Regions from separate parts of the Homo sapiens genome. Here all the other regions are linked to region 3. The links are chromatin loops, found by intact Hi-C in ENCODE. Cell type or tissue: PC-3. All regions are shown on one strand.

Evidence for each region. Peaks named below come from ENCODE experiments on the same cell type or tissue, not always from the same donor. Only the 100,000 strongest peaks of a DNase experiment are listed, where the experiment ranks them.
Region 1: it touches region 3 in a loop (9-fold over the local background); 3 of 110 quality-filtered maps call a loop at or near these places.
Region 2: a loop joins it to region 3, with 4 times the contacts of the local background. A loop is called at or near these places in 5 of 110 quality-filtered maps.

Annotation. Positions count from the first base shown.
Region 1 is chr7:137,137,755-137,145,754 of GRCh38, reverse strand. All of the region lies in intron 1 of LOC349160 (a long non-coding RNA gene), which reads left to right. Among named protein-coding and RNA genes, the nearest start is that of PTN, 200 kb to the left of the region's middle. In PC-3, no CTCF peak of the experiment used is centred here; a DNase peak (open chromatin) is centred at 3,204; H3K27ac peaks cover 2,684 bases.
Region 2 is chr7:136,997,494-137,005,493 of GRCh38, reverse strand. The region is part of intron 3 of CHRM2 (cholinergic receptor muscarinic 2); the gene reads right to left. The region is part of intron 2 of LOC349160 (a long non-coding RNA gene); the gene reads left to right. Among named protein-coding and RNA genes, the nearest start is that of MIR490, 98 kb to the right of the region's middle. In PC-3, no CTCF peak of the experiment used is centred here; a DNase peak (open chromatin) is centred at 6,763; H3K4me3 peaks cover 315 bases; H3K27ac peaks cover 1,482 bases.
Region 3 is chr7:137,069,932-137,077,931 of GRCh38, reverse strand. The region is part of intron 1 of LOC349160 (a long non-coding RNA gene); the gene reads left to right. Among named protein-coding and RNA genes, the nearest start is that of MIR490, 170 kb to the right of the region's middle. In PC-3, no CTCF peak of the experiment used is centred here; DNase peaks (open chromatin) are centred at 3,311 and 4,661; H3K4me3 peaks cover 307 bases; H3K27ac peaks cover 2,716 bases.

The DNA.
Region 1 (8,000 bases), 68 kb before region 3:
CTTCTCTTCCTGACCTAACTCAAATTATTTTATTTTGCTTAGAATTTCATTTCATTCAAGTGATAACTCTATTAAGAACAAATGGGACAATGATGACTAGAGATACAGTTCAACAAGCCCAGTTGGACAAGAGCTCTTAACTCTGTTGCCTAAAATACATTCATTGGAATCCTGGAATACTCTTTAAACACTATTGCTGTATTAATAATGATATTATAATCCAAGACATACTTCTAGCAAGCACTTTCTGTAAGTCTTAGAAAAGTCTTCTAAACAATACGTCTTGTCAATATGTGATTGCTGCTACTGTGAAATAAAGACTGGGCAGAGTGAGAAGCCAAGGATATGCAAAATTATAGCCACATTCTTATGTAGGCTACAACTCTAGTCTGCTATCCATGGAGCTGAATCACGGGATGAGAAAGGAGAAACCAGTAACAGGGCTTTTCAAGGTGATACCAAGAACACATCAAAATGGTAAGAAAAGCCAAAGCATAGATAGAAACAAGAATTTCAAGTAAGAAAGCTCTCTGGGGCTGGGCGTGATGGCTCACGGCTCTAATCCCAGCACTTTGGGAGGCCAAGGAGAGTGGATCACTTGAGGTCAGAAGTTCAAGACCATCTTGGCCAACATGGTGAAACCCTGTCTCTACTAAAAAAAAAAAAAAAAAAAAAAAAAATTAGCTGGCCATGGCGGCACATGCCTATAATCCCAGCTACTCAGGAGGCTACAAGAATCACTTGAACTGGGAAGGCAGAGGCTGCAGTGAGCTGAAATCGTGCCACTGTCCTCCAGCGTGGGTGACAGAGTGAGACTCTGTCTAAAAAAAAAAAAGGAAAGAAAGAAAAAAAAGAGAAAGAGAGAAAGATATCTGGTTTAGACGTAAATACCTTGAGAATTCAGCTAAAAATGTTATTTTAATTAAACTGTTCATTCTGATTCTCCTCCCTTCATTGCATCAATCTGTTTTCTGGTCCAAAGTATTGCAGGGCCAGAAGAGCAAGGCCTATGTGAGCACGGGCATATCAGAGGATCATTTGATTAAAGTTAGTGATTGTAGACAGAAACTTGGGGGTAATTATCTGCAAATAGATGCTTTGATCCAGACATACTTTTTCAAGTTTAAACCTTGTGAATGCTTCCTATTTCATTTTTGTTTTGATTCTGAAGATCCCAGTAATTCGCTGATGTATTAGTCCCAAATTCCTCTACCTTTGTTGACATTGCTCTCAAGTCTCTGACTCTTGGTTTGCAGTTATCTGCAACCCTTAATTGTCAGTTTTGTTCTGACCCTGGTTTTCTATCACCTGCTCTAATTTTCTTGTTTTTATTTTTTTGGTAGGCTGGGACTACATTCTTGACTCTTTTCATCTATGTTGCATTAAGAAGCCCAAATAGCTTCAGCTCTTTATGCTAACCTCTCTCTATTGTCTTACCTGGAACTGTATAAAAATATCAATAGCTTCTGCCAGCTTTTAGTTTCAGCAAGACTTCAGGTTCTGCCTGGGGACACTATAATGTAATAATAATAAGATATTCTTGTTAATAATTTTGGTGAGGCAGTGTAAATAAAGTGTATAAAACTCTCCAGGGGAAAAGCAAATTGTAATAACCCGGGGCATTTGTTTATTAAGTGGAAGAAATAAAATAATTAGGAGGAAAGATTTGACACATAAGTAGAAATGGGTTGTTATAATATTTTTGATACATAAAATTTATATCATTGTTAAAGGTCTGAAAACAAAATATGATGAATTGTTGGCAGGAAGATATCACTGAAGAAAATAGATTACAACACTTGGGAATAAGTTACATAGACACCATTTTTCTTGATGAAAGGAATAATTTGTCATGATTTGTGTTTTAAAATGGAGTAGTTTGTGTGTGGAGGAGGGGGTGAGAAGCCCCTTTCAATAAAAATTTATAGGTGATGTTCTGATAATGATTAGTAGCGTGCAAGGTAAAATAACATTCTACATGAGAGATTTTATAATGTAACTTTTCACCAGATTCACTGAAATATCATTTATATAAAACAAAATTTACTGATTTTAAGCACGCAGTTAGATGGATTTTGTAATGGAATACAGGCCTGTAATCAGATCCAAAGTCATTACGTAGAACTATTACTTGTAAGTTTTTCACACATGCCCTTTATTAAGTTACAGAAGTTCTCTTCTAATTCTAGTTTGCTGAAAGTTTAAAATTTTATTTTTAATTTTTTTCTGGGTACTCAGTAGCTTTATATATTTATGGAGTACATGAGATATTTTGGTAGAGGCATGCAATGTATAATAATCACATCATGGAAAACTGGCTATCCATCCCCTCAAGCATTTATCCTTTGTGTTACAAACAATCCAATTATACTCTTAGTTATTTTTAATGTACAATTAAATTATTACTTAATTTAATATGTTGTGTTATCAAATACTTAAGAAATGGATGTTGATTTGGTAGGCAGAGGCAGGAGGATAGTGTGAGCCCCAGAAGTTGAGACTTCAGTGAGCCGTGTTCATACTACTGCACTCCAGCCTGGGTGACAGAGTGAGACACTCTCTCAAAATAAACAACAACAACAACAACAACAACAAAAAAGAAATGGAAGTTGAATTTGGTCAAAAGTATTTCTGCATGGAAATTATTATATGTAACTTGGTTTTTTGTTTGTTTTTTTTGGCTTATTAATATGGTGATTTGCATTGACAGATCCTCTGATAAACCAGTATTGCATTCCCAGGATAAATTCCACTTGATCATGATGTATTGTCTTTTTAAAAATATGTCATTGAGCTCAATTTTCTCTAAGTTTCTTTAGATTTTTAGTATTTACACTCATGAGGGATATTGGTCTGTGCTTTTCCTGTAATATCTTAAACTAGTTTTAGAATCAGGGTAATGTTATTTTTATAGAATGAGTTGGAAAGTGATATGAATTGAACTTTTGTGTTCTCACAAAATTTATTTGTTTAAGTCCTAACTCCCAGTGTGATGGTGTTTAGAGATGGGGCTGTAGGGAGGTAATTAAGGTCAGAGTGAGGTCAGAAGGATTAGAACCCTCATGATAGGATTAGTGCCCTTATAAGAAAACACATGGGGGAATTTGCTTTCTTTCTTTCCCTTCCTCTCTGTGTGTCCAGAGGTCTTGTGGGCACACAGAGATGGCAACTACTTATGACTCAAGAGTACTCAGAATGAATCTTATATTACTCACATCTTAACCTTAGGCTATCTAGCCTTCAGAACTCTGAGAAATAAATTTCTGTTGTTTAAGCCATGCAGTCTTGGTATTTTATATGGCAATCAAAGCAGACTAAGGCAGGAAGCATTTCTTTCATTTAAATTTTCTTCAAGAGTTGGTGTATAATGGGTATTATTTATTTGAAATGTTTGGTTTTCTTCTCCAGTGAAGCTATCTGTATCTGGAGTTTTTCTTGTGAGAAGTTTTTTTTTTTTCCTACAAATCTAACTTAATAAATTGATATCAATATATTAACATTATTTATGTATTCAGTTATCAGTGAGCACTTATACTTTGTGACTTTCAAGAAATTTATTTGTTCATTTTATCTAGGTAACTGAATGTATGGTGTTAAGACTATAAAAATATATTTTCTTATCATTCTTTTAATGTCTGTAGACTCTTCAATGATGTCACTTCTAATTCATGATATTTCTAACTTATGTTTTCTCCCATTTTTTCCCTAGTAAGTATGACTGAATGTTTATCACATTTATTACTCATTCTAAGAACGAATTTTTGGCTTCATTTATTTTTTCTTTTGTCTTTTCTATTTTATTGATTGTCACTCCAGTACTTACTCTTTCCTTTCTACCACAAATTCGAGCTCTTCTTTTTCTAGTTTCTTAAAATAAAGGTGAAGTCATTAATTTGGTACCTTTATAGTATTTAATGCCCTAAATTCTCCTCTTATTAATAAGTACTGCTTTAGTGGCATCTTATAAATTTTGGTACATTGTATTTTAATTTTTATTTTGGTAAATATTTTTGACCCACTCTCAATTTCTTCTTTTATCTATGAATTATTTAGTTTCCAAAATTTGAGGATTTTTTAAATATTTGACTGTTATTGATTTCTAATTTAATTTTCTTGTTATCAGATGTCATTGTATACATTAACCCTTTAAACTTTATGGATAGAATATAGTCCATCTTTGTAAATGTTCTCTGTGCTTTCAGAAAGAATGTGTATTCTTCCGTTTCTGGTTCTGTGTGTTTTATAACTCAATTAGGTTAAGTCAGTTGGTAGCACTGTTCAAGTTCTGTAGATGCTTAATAATTTTCTGTGTGCATTTAATGTCAATTATAGGGGGATACTGAAATATCTGACAGTACTTCTAGATTTGTCTATTTCTTCCTGTTTGATCAGTTTTTTTGTTATATACTTTAAAGCTGCATTATCAGGTACACGAATATTTGAGATTGTGAGGTCCAATTCATAAAATTATACCTTTAACATTATGTAAAACCTTCTTTTTCTCTTCTTCCCTGGTAATATTCTTTGATCTGAAATATACTTTCTATATTTATATAACCAGTGTAACTTTCATTTTATTAGAGTTAGCATGGCATAGTCTTTACATTCATTTACTTATTTTATTTTTGTCTTATATTTGAAGTGCATTGTTTTTTTGCAGAAAGAATATAATTGGGTCTTGCTTTTTGTTCCATTCGAAAGTTACTGCCTTTGAATTGGCAGTTACACCATTTATATTTAATGTAATTATTTATAAGATTAGATTTTTAAAGAGTATGATCTCACTATTTGTTTTCTGTTTATTCCATCTGATCTTTGTTTACTTTTCGTTTTTTTCTTGACTTTGAGTGGATTATATGAATGTTTGTATTATTCCATTTTATCTCTTTAATTTGTTTATTAGCTATAATTTATTTTGCATGTTTAGTGTCCATAGTTTGTATCTATGATTTAACACAATCTATTTTCAAATAATATTCATGTGTTGTGTAAGAATATTACAGTAATACATTGCAATTTCTCCCTTCCTGATGTTTGTGCTCTTCTAGTCATATACTAAACCAAACACTGCATTGTCATTCTTTTTTTCCCCATTTTTTGACTGTTATTTTAGGCTTAGGAGATATATGTTCAGATTTGTTACATGGGTAAATTGCTTGATGCTGTTACAAATTATCCCATCACCAAGTTAGTGAGCACAGTACTTGATAGGTAGTTTTTCAACCCATGCCCCTCTCATACCCCCTCCTCAAGTCATTTCCAGTGTCTCTCGTACCCATCTTTATGTCCATTTGCACTCAATGTTTAGCTCCTGCTGGTAAGTGAAAACGTGGTATTTGGTTTTCGTTCTGGCATTAGTTTACTGTGGACAATAGCTTCCAGCTGCAGCCATGTTGCTGCAAGGGAGGTGTTTTTTTTTTATTTAATGGCTGTGTAGTATCCCATGGTGTATGTACCACATTTTATTTATCCAGTTCACTCTTGATGGGCATCTAGGTGGATTCCATGTCTTTGCTATTGTGAACAGTGTTGCAAGGAACATATGAGTGCATATGTCTTTTTGGTAGAAAAATTTATTTTCCTTTGAGTATATACTCAGTGGTGGTATTGCGGGGTCAAATGGTAGTTCTGTTTTAAGTTCTTTGAGAAATCTCCATACTGCTTTCCACAGTGGCTGAACTAATTTACATCCTAATCCGCAGTATATAAGTATTCCCTTTTCTCCACAACCCCACCAGCGTCTGCTATTTTTTTACTTTTTTATAGTAGCCATTCTGACTTATGTGTGAGATGGTATTTCACTGTGGTTTTGATTTGCATTTCTCCAATGATTAGTGATGTTGAGCATTTTTTTCATACTTGTTGGCTGCATGTATGCCTTCTTTCGAGACATGTCTGTTCATGTACTTTGCCCATTTTTATTTTTTATTTTTTATTTTTTTATTTATTTTATTTTTTATTTTTATTTTTATTTTTATTATTATACTTTAAGTTTTAGGGTACATGTGCACAACGTGCAGGTTACTTACATATGTATACATGTGACATGCTGGTGTGCTGCACCCACTAACTCGTCATCTAGCATTAGGTATATCTCACAATGCTATCCCTCCCCCCTCCCCCTCTCCTCCCACCCCACAACAGTCCCCAGAGTGTGATGTTCCCCTTCTTGTGTCCATGTGTTCTCATTGTTCAATTCCCACCTATGAGTGAGAATATGCGGTGTTTGGTTTTTTGTTCTTGCGATTGTTTACTGAGAATGATGATTTCCAATTTCATCCATGTCCCTACAAAGGACAATGAACTCATCATTTTTTATGGCTGCATAGTATTCCATGGTGTATATGTGCCATATTTTCTTAATCCAGTCTATCATTATTGGACATTTGGGTTGGTTCCAAGTCTTTGCTATTGTGAATAGTACCACAATAAACATATGTGTGCATGTGTCTTTATAGCAGCATGATTTATAGTCCTTTGGGTATATACCCGGTAATGGGATGGCTGGGTCAAATGGTATTTCTAGTTCTAGATCCCTGAGGAATCGCCACACTGACTTCCACAATGGTTGAACTAGTTTACAGTCCCACCAACAGTGTAAAAGTGTTCCTATTTCTCCACATCCTCTCCAGCACCTGTTGTTTCCTGACTTTTTAATGATTGCCATTCTAACTGGTGTGAGATGATATCTCATTGTGGTTTTGATTTGCATTTCTCTGATGGCCAGTGATGGTGAGCATTTTTTCATGTGTTTTTTGGCTGCATAAATGTCTTCTTTTGAGAAGTGTCTGTTCATGACCTTCGCCCACTTTTTGATGAGGTTGTTTGTTTTTTTCTTGTAAATTTGTTTGAGTTCATTGTAGATTCTGGATATTAGCCCTTTGTCAGATGAGTAGGTTGTGAAAATTTTCTCCCATTTTGTGGGTTGCCTGTTCACTCTGATGGTAGTTTCTTTTGCTGTGCAGAAGCTCTTTACTTTAATTAGATCCCATTTGTCAATTTTGGCTTTTGTTGCCATTGCTTTTGGTGTTTTAGACATGAAGTCCTTGCCCGTGCCTATGTCCTGAATGGTAATGCCTAGGTTTTCTTCTAGGGTTTTTATGGTTTTAGGTCTAACGTTTAAATCTTTAATCCATCTTGAATTGATTTTTGTATAAAGTGTAAGGAAGGGATCCAGTTTCAGCTTTCTACATATGGCTAGCCAGTTTTCCCAACACCATTTATTAAATAGAGAATGCTTTCCCCATTGCTTGTTTTTCTCAGGTTTGTCAAAGATCAGATAGTTGTAGATATGTGGTGTTATTTCTGAGGGCTCTGTTCTGTTCCATTGATCTATATCTCTGTTTTGGTTCCAGTACTATGCTGTTTTGGTTACTGTAGCCTTGTAGTGTAGTTTGAAGTCAGGTAGTGTGATGCCTCCAGCTTTGTTCTTTTGGCTTAGGATTGACTTGGCAATGCGGGCTCTTTTTTGGTTCCATATGAACTTTAAAGTAGTTTTTTCCAATTCTGTGAAGAAAGTCATTGGTAGCTTGATGGGGATGGCATTGAATCTATAAATTACCTTGGGCAGTATGACCATTTTCACGATATTGATTCTTCCTACCCATGAGCATGGAATGTTCTTCCATTTGTTTGTATCCTCTTTTATTTCATTGAGCAGTGGTTTGTAGTTCTCCTTGAAGAGGTCCTTCACGTCCCTTGTAAGGTGGATTCCTAGGTATTTTATTGTCTTTGAAGCAATTGTGAATGGGAGTTCACTCATGATTTGGCTCTCTGTCTGTTGTTGGTGTATAAGAATGCTTGTGATTTTTGTACATTGCTTTTGTATCCTGAGACTTCGCTGAAGTTGCTTATCAGCTTAAGGAGATTTTGGGCTGAGACAATGGGGTTTTCTAGATATACAATCATGTCCTCTGCATACAGGGACAATTTGACTTCCTCTTTTCCTAATTGAATACCCTTTATTTCCTTCTCCTGCCTAATTGCCCTGGCCAGAACTT
Region 2 (8,000 bases), 72 kb after region 3:
AATAAGTGAGATTAGAGGCTGTGAAAATATTAGGAGGTGCACATAGAAGTGAAATTTTTTTCAGAGTATATAGAAAACAAATATTCAGATAGCATATCTTATAATAGTTAAGTAGAGACAAGGACACTTAGTTATACTTAGGAATATATATTTATTTTAAGCATGTCTCTACTTAAGGCTGCATTGCTTATGGAGAGAAAGAGAAAGTTGCTCTTTTCATTAAAATGCCTATTTATATGAAAAGTAAAGCAAGTGGATTGTGTTTTGTAGACATGCTATTATTAGTCATCGCCTCTTAAAACACATGCACTGATAAGTATGAGCTTAATGGACACCATCACTCTTCTAGTAGCCATCCTAGAATGTAGGTATAGGGTACAGAGAAACCAGTTCACCCCCATATAGCTAAATCTTGGTTCTTCTAGCTTTTCAATGACAGAAATGACACAGGCCTCATATAATTAAGATTCATACCAGATTCAACGAAGCTGTAAAAATAAAATAGTAATGAAGTGTGGAGAGTAATGGGAAGCAACTATTTTTATTGTTTCCAGTCGAAAGACAAAATGATTGTTTCCCCAGAGTTTGATTGCAGACTATTTCTAGAACTGAGCCAAATGACCGCAGTGTTATCCCATGAAAACTTGAAAAAATGAGAGCAGGGAGAAGATTAAAGTCTTTACTAAATGATCTAATGGCAATTGAGATGAAGAAACATAAAAAGCTGCATCAACTCAGCAAAGATTTTTGTATCTAAAGCACTAATTTAGAATTAAAATAAAGCCAGTTGGTCAGAGAGAATGAAGAGGTTTATGTGGTAAATCAGGGCAGTCAACTCTCCAGACTGCTTGAAATGAAATGACTTTTTGGTTTATGACCTCAGGGGAATCACAACATAATTGAATATATGTAAGATAAGTCATCACATGCTGTGCCCACCCTCTCTTCCGAAGACCTCAGCCCCTTCCCTCTTCCAACACCCTTAGTGTGAGACTACATCAATATTTAAATACCCTGACTCCTCTTTACCTCCAGACTCTCCAAATACCTGTCTCCCATTTAGACTGAGATATAATTACCAAACCATAATCTTTACCTCTATCAGGGAGTATGTTCCATGTGGACTATGCCCAGTGTGAAAGCTAGGATAAAAAAGTGGCATTTCCCTTCTTGAAATAAACCATCTTGACTTGGAAATGTCCTCAGTACATTTTTTCTGCCCCCATCTCTACTGTGTCATCTGACAAAAAGTAGCTAAATTGTGAGTAGTTCACATACAGAAGTATTTAAATACAATTTCCATTCCTATATAATGCCTGAGAATGGAAGATCTTCCAGTAGACAGCAAATGGATTGGGACTTGTTCATAAATCTTCTAGGCAGTGTGGTTTTTCCTTGAAGCACAATTGTATTAGTCCATTCTCAGAGTGCTATGAAGAAATACCCAAGACCGTGTAACTTATAAAGGAATGAGGTTTAATTGACCCACAGTTTCACAGGACTGGAAGGACCTTAGGAAACTTACAAGCATGGCAGAAGGGGAAGCAAAGGCGGCAGGGGAGAGAAGTGCCGAGCAAAAGGGGAAAAGCCCCTTATCAAATCATCAGATCTCATGAGAACTCACTGGCTATCACAAGAACAGCACTAGGGTAACCACCCCATGATTGTTACCTCCCACTGGGTTCCTCCCACAACATGTGGGGATTATGGGAACTACAATTCAAAATGAGGTTTGGGTGGGAACACAGCCAAACCATATCAACAATTATACTACTATCAGCAAAGTTGGTTTAGCATGCATTGTCTGCTGGGTTAGGAGTATACACACCTGGACTTCTAAGATAACATGTTAGAGTAGGATTCTGTGAGTAGTTACTAACCCCAGAATACCCCAAGATGGAAGGAAATAGGAAGCTGAGAGGTTTGGGCCTGGGCCTGTATTTATTCACCTAACTAGTGTGTGTGTGTGTGTGTGTGTGTGTGTGTGTGTGTGTGTGTGTGTGTGTGTGTGTGTGTGTGTATGCATGCATGCATATGCATACATCAAGTATGTTAGTTGAGGAGGAAAGGGTAATAACATATAAGAAGAAAAGAAAGAAAGAATGTCTCTGTTCTTCTAAAGGTTAAGGAAAATTTCTCATAAAGCATCAGTGGAATGTGACAACATGCTGTACAAGGAGAACTTGCAATTCACAAAACAAGACTCCTGTAAGCAATTATGGAAGCTTGAAGAATGGCATTTGATTCTCAGATTCCTCCTTTTGAGGGAGACAGCAGCAAGCCCTACCAGGCTGCATATCTTTCTAAGAGATTTGCTGGCAGAAATGCTGGCTTCATGCTGTATAGGGGATGCAACTGTTCCTTCCATAACTTCGTACCCAGTTAACTGTGATGCATCTGTGAACGCAGTAGACAAGACTTTGGAGTTAAACCTGAAACGGAAGCCTATCTCTGTTATTTTCTCATTGTGTGAGCTTAAATTTGTTGACCCCCTTTCCACATCTAGAAGATCTAGAAGATGTGGAAAATAAAATCTACCATTGACAATATTTTTAAAAAGGCACATAATATAACAGCCTCTTAGCATAATACACCATGATAATAGTGACTGTTAAGCAGTCACTATTACTGAGTCCATTATAATTTAACAGTTGATTCTAATCAACAAGTAGAGCATTTAAAAAGGGACAAAAACAGAAACAAAGCATGTACTCTCTATTTCTCTCAAGAAAATAAGTAACCTGAAATAATTTTTATATTATAGGAGTCTATTCTATGTCACTTTTATTATTTACTTTTACTTATTTTAAGGATTCCAGAAATCTCACTGTCATTCTGTGGTATCCTGATTCTTATGCTGAAATGATATCTTCAATCTATACTTCAAGAAATGTCAATTTAAAACTTAGTGACTAATCCTCTTCCTAACCCAATGGTCAAAGTGTCACAGACAAGTGAACCTCTATTTAAAATTCTTGCTGTAGATCTATGAAAGATTACTTAGTAAATCTAAACTTACTTTTGCTGAAAGCAGTTTATTTTGGAGAAAAAGATGATCTTTCTGAGGGACTAAAGAAAAATTTCTGGTCCTCCACAAATTTAGAACAAATCATGAAACTAAGAGAGAGATGTATTGTTGAAAAATATAAAAATAACAAAATTTCATATGTCAAATTTGAGTGCTTAGAGCATGATCTATAAATATGCATAAAGTTAATTTGTAACTTGCATTTACCATATCACTCTAAATGCTATTTTCAAATAAACAACTTTTTAAAAAATTTCACTTAAACTCTTTTGCTAATTGAAATAAAACAACTTGTGATAAAAAACAAACAAAACAAAACAAACAAAACAAAACAAAAAACCAGAAAGCATTCTTTCTTCTAAATGCCAGTCTTCTTGACCGGCTTTTCTCATATTTTTTCTTTCTTACTCTTAATTATTTATCTTGACAACTTCATTCCTTTTAGCAAGATTCTTCTCTTCTACATATGTATTCATTCTTTCCTTCAACCATTCTATGTTCAGCGAGTGTAGGATGTAGGAGATGGCTTAGGTTGTCTGAAGAACCCCACAGAAGGACAGTTTCCCAATCTCTCATGTCATGTTACTCTTCTGCTGAGACTGGCTAGGATAAAAGAATTAACTTTGTTTATGATACGGTGACTACTATAAAACATTTATCTGGAAATATTATTCCACAGATGAGACACAGCCTTGTCATCCTAGAATTCAGGGGTCGTAACCAGGTTAGAGCAGGCCTCCCATAGCAAGACAAGGGATACAGACCTATTGTATTGCTAGTCCTTTGGTGATGAGATAGCCCCCCACAACCTGCTGAGAAGGCCCTCTCCAGTGTGCCACGGCCAAATCTCATCCTAGCCCTAAATGAAAGGTCTGTGCATCCCCCAACCAGACTTCTCTCTGGTTCATATTTGGCTGTTGGGAAGGAAATACTTAGCTCAAATGTTCCAAGGACAGAATCATTCTCATTCATAGGCCACCTCTTAGTCCCTGTTCTTCATGAAAAAGCATCCTCAGCTCTGTGTCTGCATTTAGGAATGTAACTTATGAACAGCTTGCCTCTGGCTCTTCCTTGTTTGGTTGCTTTCAAAGCCCACTGTAAAGCTCAAAGGTGACAGCTTGACCCGTTTTGCTCAGTATATATATTTTCTTTTTTGTATTGTTATTAAAATAACAAATGACTGTGCATAAAGCCGGCCTCTTTAAACAAGTGCTAAACTAGTAAATCACAGTGGGAACAACCCTGTCTGAGGGGGGAGGAGGAAGTAGCTAGACTACAGAAAGACCAAAAACAAGCATTGAAGGGGGCAGGGATGAAGATGTGGGGTGGGGAGTTTTCATTATGTTTGGCACAATGCCCAGTACATCCTCAGATTTCCAAGCTGTGCTTTAAAATGTAGATTGGAAGCCTCTTGAATAAAGTTTAATTTCTGTCTATATGTGATCTCAAGTTTTATAACCAAGTTTTTAACACTCACCCTATAGCTGGCTTCTTTATTCTAAGTATGAACCACACATTCCTTCTCAAACAAAACAAACCCTTAAATGGTTAAAGGCTCAATGGAGTTATAAAACTCAAACAATATTTTCATATGCTGGGGTTAAGCGAATTGGAAAATTATGAATCACTCAATAAAGTACACAAGGATATAAAAGCCAAAGGATAAAAAATCGTGACAGGTGTTTTTGGTTACATGCATTGTAGTGCTTGTGTTGGGATGGATTAAAAAAAAAAAGGTGAACAGACAGACCCCTATTTTATAATGTGATGGTAAAGCAAAATAGAAAGAAGAAGTGATTTAAAGGAAAGGTAGGTTAAGGAAAGGTAGGTTAAGGAAAGCCTTTAAAAATATTTGGTTTACTTGCTTTTTTTCCCTTCCTTCCTTCCTTCCTTCCTTCCTTCCTTCCTTCCTTCCTTCTTTCTTTCTTTTCTTTCTTTCTTTTTTTTTAATAATAATATATTATGAGACTAGGCGCGGTGGCTCACACCTGTAATCCCAGCACTTTGGGAGGCCGAGGTGGGCAGATCACCTGAGGTCAGGAGTATGAGACCAGCCTGGCCAACATGGCAAAACCTCGTCTCTACTAAAAAAACAAAAAAATAGCTGGGCATAGTGGCGGGCATTTATAATCCCGGCTACTCTGGTGGGTGAGGCAGGAGAATCACTTGAACCTGGGAGGTGGAGGTTGCAGTGAGCCGAGATTGCGCCACTGCACTCCAGCCTGGGTGACAGAGCGAGACTCTGTCCGAAAAAAAAAAAAAAAAAAAAAAGAAAGAAAAAGAATTATGAAAGACAAGCTGAACAAAAGAAAATACTGATGAGTGAGGGTCTAAAGGTTTAAAAGCAATAGTTGACTCTGGCTAGGTTGGGAGTAGTAGAAAAATAATTACCTTTACAGTTTGTAAAATTGTCATCTGTGCAATAGGTCTGTTTGAGATGTTGTTTTAGTACTTTCTGTTATTTAGAAAACATATTCATGGATTTCTTAAGCTCAGGTGAATTGTATAGCTTTGCTCTACTTATTCCATATAATAACAATTTTCATGAAGTCACATCCTCTTACATTCATCACCATTTATTACTGGACTCTATAAGTTTGTAATACATAAATTTGCTAACAGTTGTTTCCCGTTCACCAACATTTCCAGAAATTGAACCTTGGTTGCAGACTGTGGCAGCATTTATGTAGTATCGGGAAGCAGTTGGGAACAGAAGTATCTGTACTATTTACTTATCCTGTATGTAGAACAAACAGCAGCAGATTTTGGATATCCAGAGCAAGAATGTGTCATGTGTGACTTCTGTTTAACTATTAGTAGCTTTAAAAATACACTCATAGGTGGGAATTGAACAATGAGAACACATGGACACAGGAAGGGGAACATCATACACCGGGGCCTGTTGTGGGGTGGGAGGAGGGGGGAGGGATAGCATTAGGAGATATACCTAATGTTAAATGACGAGTTAATGGGTGCAGCACACCAACATGGCACGTGTATATATATATGTAACAAACCTGCACATTGTGCACATGTACCCTAAAACTTAAAGTATAATTAAAAAAAGAAGTAAAATATATTTTATTTTATTTAAAGTTCCAGGATACATGTGGAGGATGTGCAAGTTTGTTACATAAATAAACGTGTGCCATGGTGGTTTGCTGCACCTGTCAACCCATCACCTAGTTATTAAGCCCCATGTGCATTAGCTGTTTATCCTGATGCTCTCTTTCCCCTCCCCGATGGTACATTTTTGAAAGATAATGAACAGTAATAAACATCGTTCATGATGACTCAACTGATTTCCATTTTTAGGCTATATAGTGAACAGCAAATAAACAGGGTAGGGAAAGAAGTACATGAATTAGCAACAGTGTTCATGGGCGAATTTCATGACTAAATTAAATAAACCTACTATGTGAAATAAGCCCCAATCCCAAATTATCAATGTATCTAAGTGAGGGTTTTTTCTACAATTTTAAAATTTGATACTGCCTTTATTTTCTTGCAAACTACCTATTTGGCGTGATTAACTAACTGGTAGCTACTTCTATTGTTTGCTCCTCCTGAGTCACTATGTGCACATGTTTTCTTTTTTAATTTAATACTTTGGGGTGTAATCTGAGAGGGGTTCTTATTTAGAATATGTTTCATCTCAAAAATAAAAAAATTTGCAAGATGATGCCTTTTTCAGGAACTCAAGCAAATTGACAGTAGACACATTGTCCACCCAAACCACCTCTCCGTTTCTCACGTTGATCTGTTTGTTTTTAAACAGAAATGTTGATCTAAACTCATGGAAAAGGCATGTGCATGTGATATTAAAATATGTGCATTGTCATTCCAGAGATGCTATTTCATTTCTCTGAGTTTGATTTTTGTCCCTGTGGCAATGAGGACATTTGACTCTAACATCTCTTTCATCTCTAAAAGAGTCTTAGGATTCTAATTTTACTTGAATTCTCTTAGGATCCATATGATGCTGACTGAGAGGTCAGAGATGATGTCACTCACGTCTCCCTTAGATCTGCATTTTCCTAAATACTGTACCCTGTGTATCTACAAAAAGAAAACAACTCAATCTCTCTTGAATTTATGCTACTTCGGCCTTGTTGGCCTTATGGAAGAGGACTCACTTTGTGTCAGCTGTGGTTTTCTTTGTCACTATCTTCAATCCTCCCACCTTCAATATCCTGGTACATCTCAGCTTCCTTCTGTGACCCTTCATCCATGCAGGCTTGAAAATTAGATTCAAATTGCTATCTGTATCTTCATTTCACTCTCAATATTGAAACGTATGAGCTTGAACTAATTCTCTCAATCTAGCTCCATATGTACCTACTAACTCATTAAAAGCCAGCTGTAGCATTGGAGCAAGAGATCATATATTAGAGAAGGAAAGCAATTTACTTGGCAAGTTCATTTGTATATTCTCTTCAATGTCATAGCAAAGGTTTGTCCTTGGGATAAGGGTGTTTTCTCACCCAGTCTGTCTCTCCAGCTGTCTGATTCCTCAATTAACTGACACCTCTGTGGCAGTGATTTCATCCTGTGCTTATTTAGTGGACAAACTAAATAGTGATCTGATGACTTACATGCTTATTTCACAGCATTACTGTAATTTCTGCCTATGTAGCCCTGCAAGAAGGGAGGGAAATTAAGGAAAGTCTTCTGGAGAGGGCATGTTTCAGACATGCTACAACTATTTGCCAAGGGTAAGGAAGAGTATTCTGACAATTTCCACTGGAAGCCTGAAATCTAAACAAAATTCCAAAGATCAGACAAGAATAAATTCTTTCTTGTACAGTATTATGTTTTGTGTTGCAGAGCAGAATTCATTGCCAATGACAGGTGCATTGAGTCTCAAAGATGCTGTATCTTTCTTTTTAATTTAAAAAACACATGAGATTGATCTTCCATATGTATTTGCTCTGCTTTGAAACCTTCATCTGCGTTTGGACATTAAAAAGTA
Region 3 (8,000 bases):
AAAGTATTAATAATGAAAATGTATTACGAATGAAAATTTGTAAATAATGAAAACTTCAGTGCTGTCCAACCTCTTTCACCATGACGGCCCCTCACTCTCTCCATATATATGTACATCTCAAATATATGTAGGATTAAATAGATGCTTATTGTGAGCATTCATATAGAAGAGAGTTTTCCTGTTCTAATTCAATTAATGAAGGCATCTAGAATATTGATATTAATATTAATATTCATGGATCCATACCCCAAATCTTATTATTCCTGCTTTTACTAGCAGCTTTTTCTTCTCTTTGAAGTCTTTTTACAGGAAGACACATGCTTTGATAAGAGTGGCAATGAGTAATTTTATTAATCGTAAATTATCAAGTAGACTTATCAAGCATAAAACCAGGAGTGGGATGGGGTGTTAGGGTAAAAACAGGTTTGACAGTATAAACTTACGAACTTATTGTCATCTACTTTGTATAAATACTTCACTTTTAAAGCTTATTCTTTGGGAAGTAAAAAGATGTCACAGCATACCAAATACTTGGCTGAGAGAAGAGTAAGTCAAAGAGAAACATACATAAGTCAGGGAAGAAAATTGTATTTTGAACCAGGAATGCACAGTCTTATAGAGTGTAACTATATTTAGCAACACCTTGAAGGGCACTTCTTGGTTTCATCTGATCTGTTTTGTGTAGGGTTAGGCTCTCAACAAGTCAGACATTTGGGTAGAACTGTTTTTTTCCTAACTCTTCAATTATATAGTTGGTATATCATGAACTTCTTTTTGATCCTTTATGTTTGTTTAAAACACTACTAGATCTGAACCTTTGTGTAGGGTTTGGCTTTTTGCAAATGGATCTTTTCACAAGTGGATCTTCAGGTATTGTGCCGGAAGTTTCAGGTAATAGAAATAACAAGGCATAATTGGACAGATGAAAGCCAGTCTTATGATATGATTATCTAAAGGATTCAGATGTGGGTGCAATTCATTTAAGTGAGACTGTTCATGGAGATTATAAATAAAGGTGCAAGAAAGAGGCTTAAAACTCTTGCTTTTAGATTCAGGATGTAAAGAAATGTTTGTTGGCAAAGATAGCAGAATTGCCTGATGCCCACTGGTAGACATGAGAGAAACAGACTTGGCTGTACCATCAGATGGGGGAAATAATTTCCTTTTATATTAGGTGTTCTGTGCTAGTTTCTTTGTCTATTTGATTCTCTTCCACTGGAACAGAACCTGTTCTTTGACCAGCACTCTCTCACCAGCAGAACCAGGGAGCAGTACACTCCCCTTCAGGAAGAGAAGTCTCCTCTGGTAACTGCAATGTACACATGAGGTGCCCTACATTGACTTCTAAGTGTCTTCTTTGCTCTTATCCTTTCCATTTATTTATTTATTTATTTATTTATTTATTTAGTAGTCCTACCTTGTCTTGGCTTGAGTCCAAGGTCCTTGATTTGAATCTAGGCATTGATTTTTGATATTCCGATCATTCCAGGAAGCTATCACCTTCCTTCTAGCTGAATAAGATGCCTTTTCTCTCTCTCTCTCTCTCTAAGAAGAATTCCGAACTCTCAGGAAGGTAGTAAATTTCCATTAGAGTGAATGATCATTTCCTCCAGAACCTCACAACTTTGAAACAGATTTACTCTTTGAGGAAAACTAGCTTGAAGAAACTCAGAAATTGCTGAGACATTTAGGTAGAATGTTTTTTAACTCTTCAGTTACATAGTTCTTATGAGCTTCTTTTTGATCTTTTAGTTTCTTTTAAAATACTACTAGATCCAAAGCTTTGGCTCTAACAGTATCATATAATTAAGTTTATGTTTGTTGCCTTATAAGAAAATAAGTGTAAAAAGTAATAACTTTTAATTTGAGCCCCAAACTACCTTTGTTTTAAGGTAAGTCCAAGACCCTGTTGAAATACAACTAAAATGTATTCTGAATGTAATATTCAGACTGCTTAACGTATGTAAACAGAACACCATAAAATCACAACATTGGCATTGGAGCTAGAGCTTCCTAATTTTTAAAAAGTATTGATCATGAATATAAGGGAATTTAAACTTAACAAATATTTAAAATAAATAATCAGTTTATTTTATTGCTTAGAAGAAGGTGTTATTTAGTGAAGGACAGTTAGAGAGTTGATTGTTACTTTAGCTTGGGGCTCGAGTTCACACAGACAAATACTAAATAATGTCGGGTATCAGCTCATTCATACAAAAAATTCATTTCATTGTCTAATTGAAGCAAATTTTATCCAAGAAAGGTCAACATTCCATATGTGATGGGGATTATTATTGTTTTTAATTTCATTGAATATATGGTGTCTCTTCAAAGTAACTTCATTTTTCCCCATCCATGCTTGGTGAGTGAAGGGGAAGGCAGTTCACTTATATTCTTTTCTGAATCTATAATCATTTAAAAAAGGCAAAAGTGATGTTTTTAATTAATTGTATAATAAATGCAATTCCTGTATTTGCCAGCATGGCCTAGGGTGCTACGGATAATTGACTGAACAATAATTCTCTACTCCTGCCCTCTTTCTCAGAAATATGCCATTAGAAATGCCCTTTCACTAATTCAACTGTCACCATCAGTTGTTGTGAGGACCCTACCCTATCATCTCTTTGCATTTAGTCATTTTAGGAGGAGAAGAAGCTTATTCTTACCGGTGAGAGTCCAGACTCCTGGGCCTTGCACATCTCATCTATTCCTGAGTACTTAGCAGGCCTGTTAGGGTGTGAATACCTTGTATTCCAGTCTTGATTTCTTGAGAGGAACTTATAAGATCGGCCACACTCTCCAATATTCTTCAGTTCACCTGTTCTGGGAAATATGGACGATGATTGGAAGGGTCAATATGCCCTATTGCCTTGAGTTTAGAACCAGTGGTAAGCAGCTTGAACTCTGACTCCAGGATCTTTGCCTTGATCTTTCTTAGCCCTCCAGAACCAAAGATTCTAGAAAAATAAAGAAAAACCTCCCAGTCTCATTTCCCTAAGGGGCTCCAAAGATGTTTATAGAAATGTACAAGGCACAAATGTCACATACTTTCTATAATCCTTAGCTTCATACTTCCAATTAAGATCCTGCCCCAGGCTTGTGACATTGTAATCCCTGGCAAGAACGAAAAGAATGAAAGCTAGTCTTGGTACCATTGCCACTCTCTCTTCCTCTTTTGACTCTTTCCATCCTTCTTTGCTGGGGTTTAGATGGCATAAAGGTGGCCCCAGGGTATGTACACAGTACTTATCATCTGATGTCTAATAAAGAGAAATTGAGGAGTCATTTGCGACCATTTGCTGAATTTCTACTGGATAATCTTATCTAGTATGAAGTAAATACTGAATTTAAAAAAATGAGTAAAGTAAACTTTGTTTTAATGACTCAGACATCAAAATCTGTAACATTTATAAGCTATGAGCCACCAGCAACACTTTATCTCTCAAGAATTCTTTCTTTATTAGGAACATATAAACTACACAGTGGAATGATGTTGCTCTTAACCTTGAAAGTAAATAGAAGACTTCTAATTTTTTTTAAATTTCAGATCTACCACAAATAGCATATTTGCAAAAAATCACAATGATGATTTATAATTTCTTAATTTTCATCAAGAAAACAAACAGGAGAAGAAAACAAACAAACAAACAAAATGCTTTACAATCTTTCGTATTCTCTTCTCACTTGTTTGCATATGATTGCCCCTTGTCATAGACAGCTAAAGTTGTATGATGGCAGCCCAATACTCACTACCTGAAAAACTATTTTTGACCCAAAAAACTTGCGAAAGTCAAAAGTAGTTGTAACCTCATGCTTTAGTTGATTTGTAAACAGATAAAAACTGAAGTTTTCTGTAGAAATACCAATCAATGACTCATAGGCCATTTTGCATGTGTGTAGTTTAGCTCTCTAATTAGTGTTTTTGAGAACAAATATTACCATTTAATAAACATTCAGAAATGATTAGGTATGGCCATTGTGTTAAGTGGAAAGGCCTTTGAAGAAAATACATTTTCCGCCCCTTCACATTCATGTGCTTCTTTTACCCAATGCTTCCTGTGTCAGATGGGAGTAAGCATAACACTCCATGGATTTGTCCTCCTCTCCTTTTATGTTGGTAAAATGAGGCCCACATGTATTGTCTGGCATTTCCTGAGGGACCCAGATTGAACTGAGGAGTTCACTGAAACCCACAGGTCTTGGGACAGAATGAGGCATTACCTCATTGAACCTTAGCTGCCTGCATGAGTCCTCTGTCCTCAAGTCTTTCTCAGATCATTTCTCAAGCTGGCTCCCAGCTTAGGGCAAAGAGAATCTCCATGATGTGCTGACTTCTAGCTTGCCACAGACACAATTCTACTCCAAAGTCAGCCTGGCATAGTAACATTGATGTCAGGGGAGACATATCAGTTTGAGGCCATACAAAAGAAGAAAAATACCAGACACCATTTCAGCATCACTACAGTAGAAAGTAAGCAATCTGGCAGGGGGCTCAGTAATGGCAACAGTGCCAGAATGTAAGAGATTCATGGGAAATGCTTCCTGAATCTGTCCTTTTGTCCATTTTATTTCAGCTGAAATCCAACACTTTCCTCAGTGAAGTATAGGAAGTGGGAGAGTATAGGAAGTGGGAGGAGTGGGAGAAAGACATTGTATTAGTCACCTTAAGTCAATATAACAAAATACCACAGAGTGGGTGGCTTGAGCAACAGAAATTTATTTTCTCACACTTCTGGGGGCTGGAGGTCTGAGATGAGGATGCCAGCATAGCCAGACTCTGGTGAGGGCTCTCTTTCTGGTTTGCAGATAGCTGCCTTCTTGCTATGTCTCACATGGCCTTTCCCCAGTGGTGTGTGTGTGTGTGTGTGTGTGTGTGTGTGTGTGTGTGTGGTAGGGGGCTCGGTGGGGGGATGCGGGGGGCAGGAGTGAGGAGACAGACAGAGACAGCAAGACAGAGAGATCTTCCTCTCCTTATAAGCCACCAATCCTATCAATTAGGGACCCTCCCTTATGACTTCATTTAACCTTAATTATCCCCTAAAGACCCTATCTCCAAATACAGTCACAGTGTACAATTATGGTCCTGAAGACCCTGTTATCCAAATACAGGGTTAGAGCGTCACATATAAATTTGGGGGGGGGAATAAAATTTGGTCCATAGCAGATACAAAGATTGTGTTATATGACAGTGGTGGAAGAAAATCTTATCTATCCAGTGGAGAATAAGAATAAGGAAATAAAATCAATTGAATGAAGTAAGAAATAAGACCTACTCTAACAATCTGAAGTCGCAATATTGATCTCTGACAAAATAAAGATTTAATTCAGCAAATATCTTATGTGACAAAAGAGATGTTGTATGTTAGTTCACAGAGCAATCAGAAAATAATTGTATTCATTAAAAATGAATATTAACATATCCATCTAATAGTATAGCTTCAAAATATATAAAGCAATGATCAACCCACCTGAGAATTTCATTTTTATGAAAAATTTTATTTTATGCTGTCTATAAAATTCCTTAACTTCTACTGATATATTAATTTTTTACACATGTATTTTTTTTGAATTTTTGAAATTCACTATCATTTTTCAAGTTGGTACTCTTTGTGGTTTGTGTCTTATTATAATTTTGATTTGTGCTGAATTCTTTCTGCTAATATCATAAGTAGATTGTATGCATATGTATTTGTAAATAAGATTTTTCTGAAAAACACTTTATACCATCTTTATCAAGTTTTAATTAAAAATGTGATGCCCTCATAAAATAAATTAATAAAGATTGTCATCTTTTCCTATTGTCTATTTTATTAGAATTATCTGATTACCAATAGCTTAGTTGTGGAGCCCTTTATTTGTGATGCTTCCTTGTTAGATATCTATGTCTCATAAACCTTCTATGGTATTAATATCTTTTTGTTTTCTTGCTTCATCTTTTTTTTTTTTTTTTTTAGACATAGTCTTGCTCTGTCGCCCAGGCTGGAGTGCAGTGGTGCAATCTCTCAGCTCACTACAACCTCTGCTTCCTGGGTTGAAGTGATTATCCTGCCTCAGCCTCCCCATAGCTGGGATTACAGGCCACACAACCACCCCTGGCTAATTTTTGTATTTTTAGTAGAGACAGTGTTTCACCATGTTGGCTAGGCTGGTCTTGAACTCCTGACCTCAGGTGATTCACCAGCCTTGGCCTCTCAAAATGCTGAGATTACAGGTGTGAGCCACCATGCCCAGCCTCTTGCTTCATTTTGAGTCAGATTTAGAAATATATGTGTATGTGTACATATATATATATATATATGTGACGTATATATATATATATGTGACATATATATATAGCTAAGAAATTATTCATTTCCTTTAGTTTACAGCCTATTTGCCAAGAAGCTTGCATGTAGTATTTTTTACACTTTTAAAATTTCTTCTGTATTTCATGTGGCTCTCCATTCTTCTACCCAGTCTTTAATAATTTTGCACTCTCTCTCTTTTTCTTCTCCCTCTCCTCTTTCCTCCTTATTTAGATGTGCTGCATTGTCGGGATAGTGACACTGGTTTAGAAAGTTTCCTGCCTGGCCTGAAGGTGCCTTGGGATTAGCTTTTCTTCCTCCTAGTACTTGTCTATCAGGGAATCACAGTGATGGGGCACAGGAGCATCTGGGGCTGCGCGGGGTTCAGCATTTCAGATTTCAATGCTTATGGCCTTTAGACACATGCTTAAAGTTATAGACCTATTTAGTCTTTCTAGTTCAACCTTATTCATATTGGCCTTTCTATACAGTGGATTCCTCGTTGCATCATTATTTGTTTTCATTCAGTATTTGGCAGGTTTCATTCCTGCTTCTGACTGCCTCATTTCCCACATACAGGAATATGGGAGGAGGACATGTCTGTGAACATCTTTTTGGGCTGTGCCATATGAATAACAATTCGGCAGTGTAGAGAATTCTTATACCCCCTAAAAAGCGTGTAGACTGACTCATTTTTCTCTAACACCTAGTGATCTGATCCTCCGAGATGTCTAGTATTTCTCCTCTGGCAAGGGAGCCCTTCATTGTTTAGATTCTAACAAGTCTAACCAAAAATAGAAGGCATCAAAATATTGGCTCTTAGTAATAAGAAAAGATACATAGCCTTATATACGGAAGTTGTATGTCTAATTGCTAATAAGATACTATATGCAACTCTGTTGCAACAGTTATGAAAACTGAAAGGAAATAACACTTTCCTAAGAAAATATCGTTTACCAAATTGATCCAGGTAGAAATAGGAAGCTTAAATAGATCTATTTCAGACAAGAGATTAGAAAGAAGATTATGATTTAGATATTCACACAAAATAGATTTCCTGCCAGGACTATCTTCCAGAAAGTGGAAATTATTTATACAGAATCTCGATGCAATAAAACTCAAGGCTTTTATACACTGAGGATCTTTGTACTGGAACATCTACAACTTCAGAATCCTAGTGGTCTTCCGTGTACATTAGCCACAGAGACATTTAAACAAAGAGAGAAATTGATAAAACCAATATTTAGGGGCTTTTAGTTCCCAGATTTAAGTAAAAAAAGCAAGAAAATAAGCTCAATATTCCCTTTTTTGAAATTTTCAAGGAAAAAGAAAATTAGGAGTATTTACAGTTTGGGACTAGTGAGAAATTGTTACTTGGTATTATTTACCTCTAAGAGCTTTTTCAATTTTTTTTGTTTTTTAATAAAGCCTACTGACATTAAATTTAATCATTTTAATAAATATTAAAGAATAAAGTTCAATGATTTTGCATATTCCCCTAAGTAGTAATTTCCTTTGGACACACTATACCACTTTGCTTCAAAGGTTGCACAGAAGGATAAAAAACAGAGTATGTGAGTTTGTAGAGCTATAATTTTCCACACTAAGCTAAGTGTGTGAAGCAGGTTCTCTGTGCACTAGTTACCAATTTGTCTGAATCTGGTGAGACCGAACACCCATGCCTACAACAAGTTACATGAAGCGGGTTTGTTACTT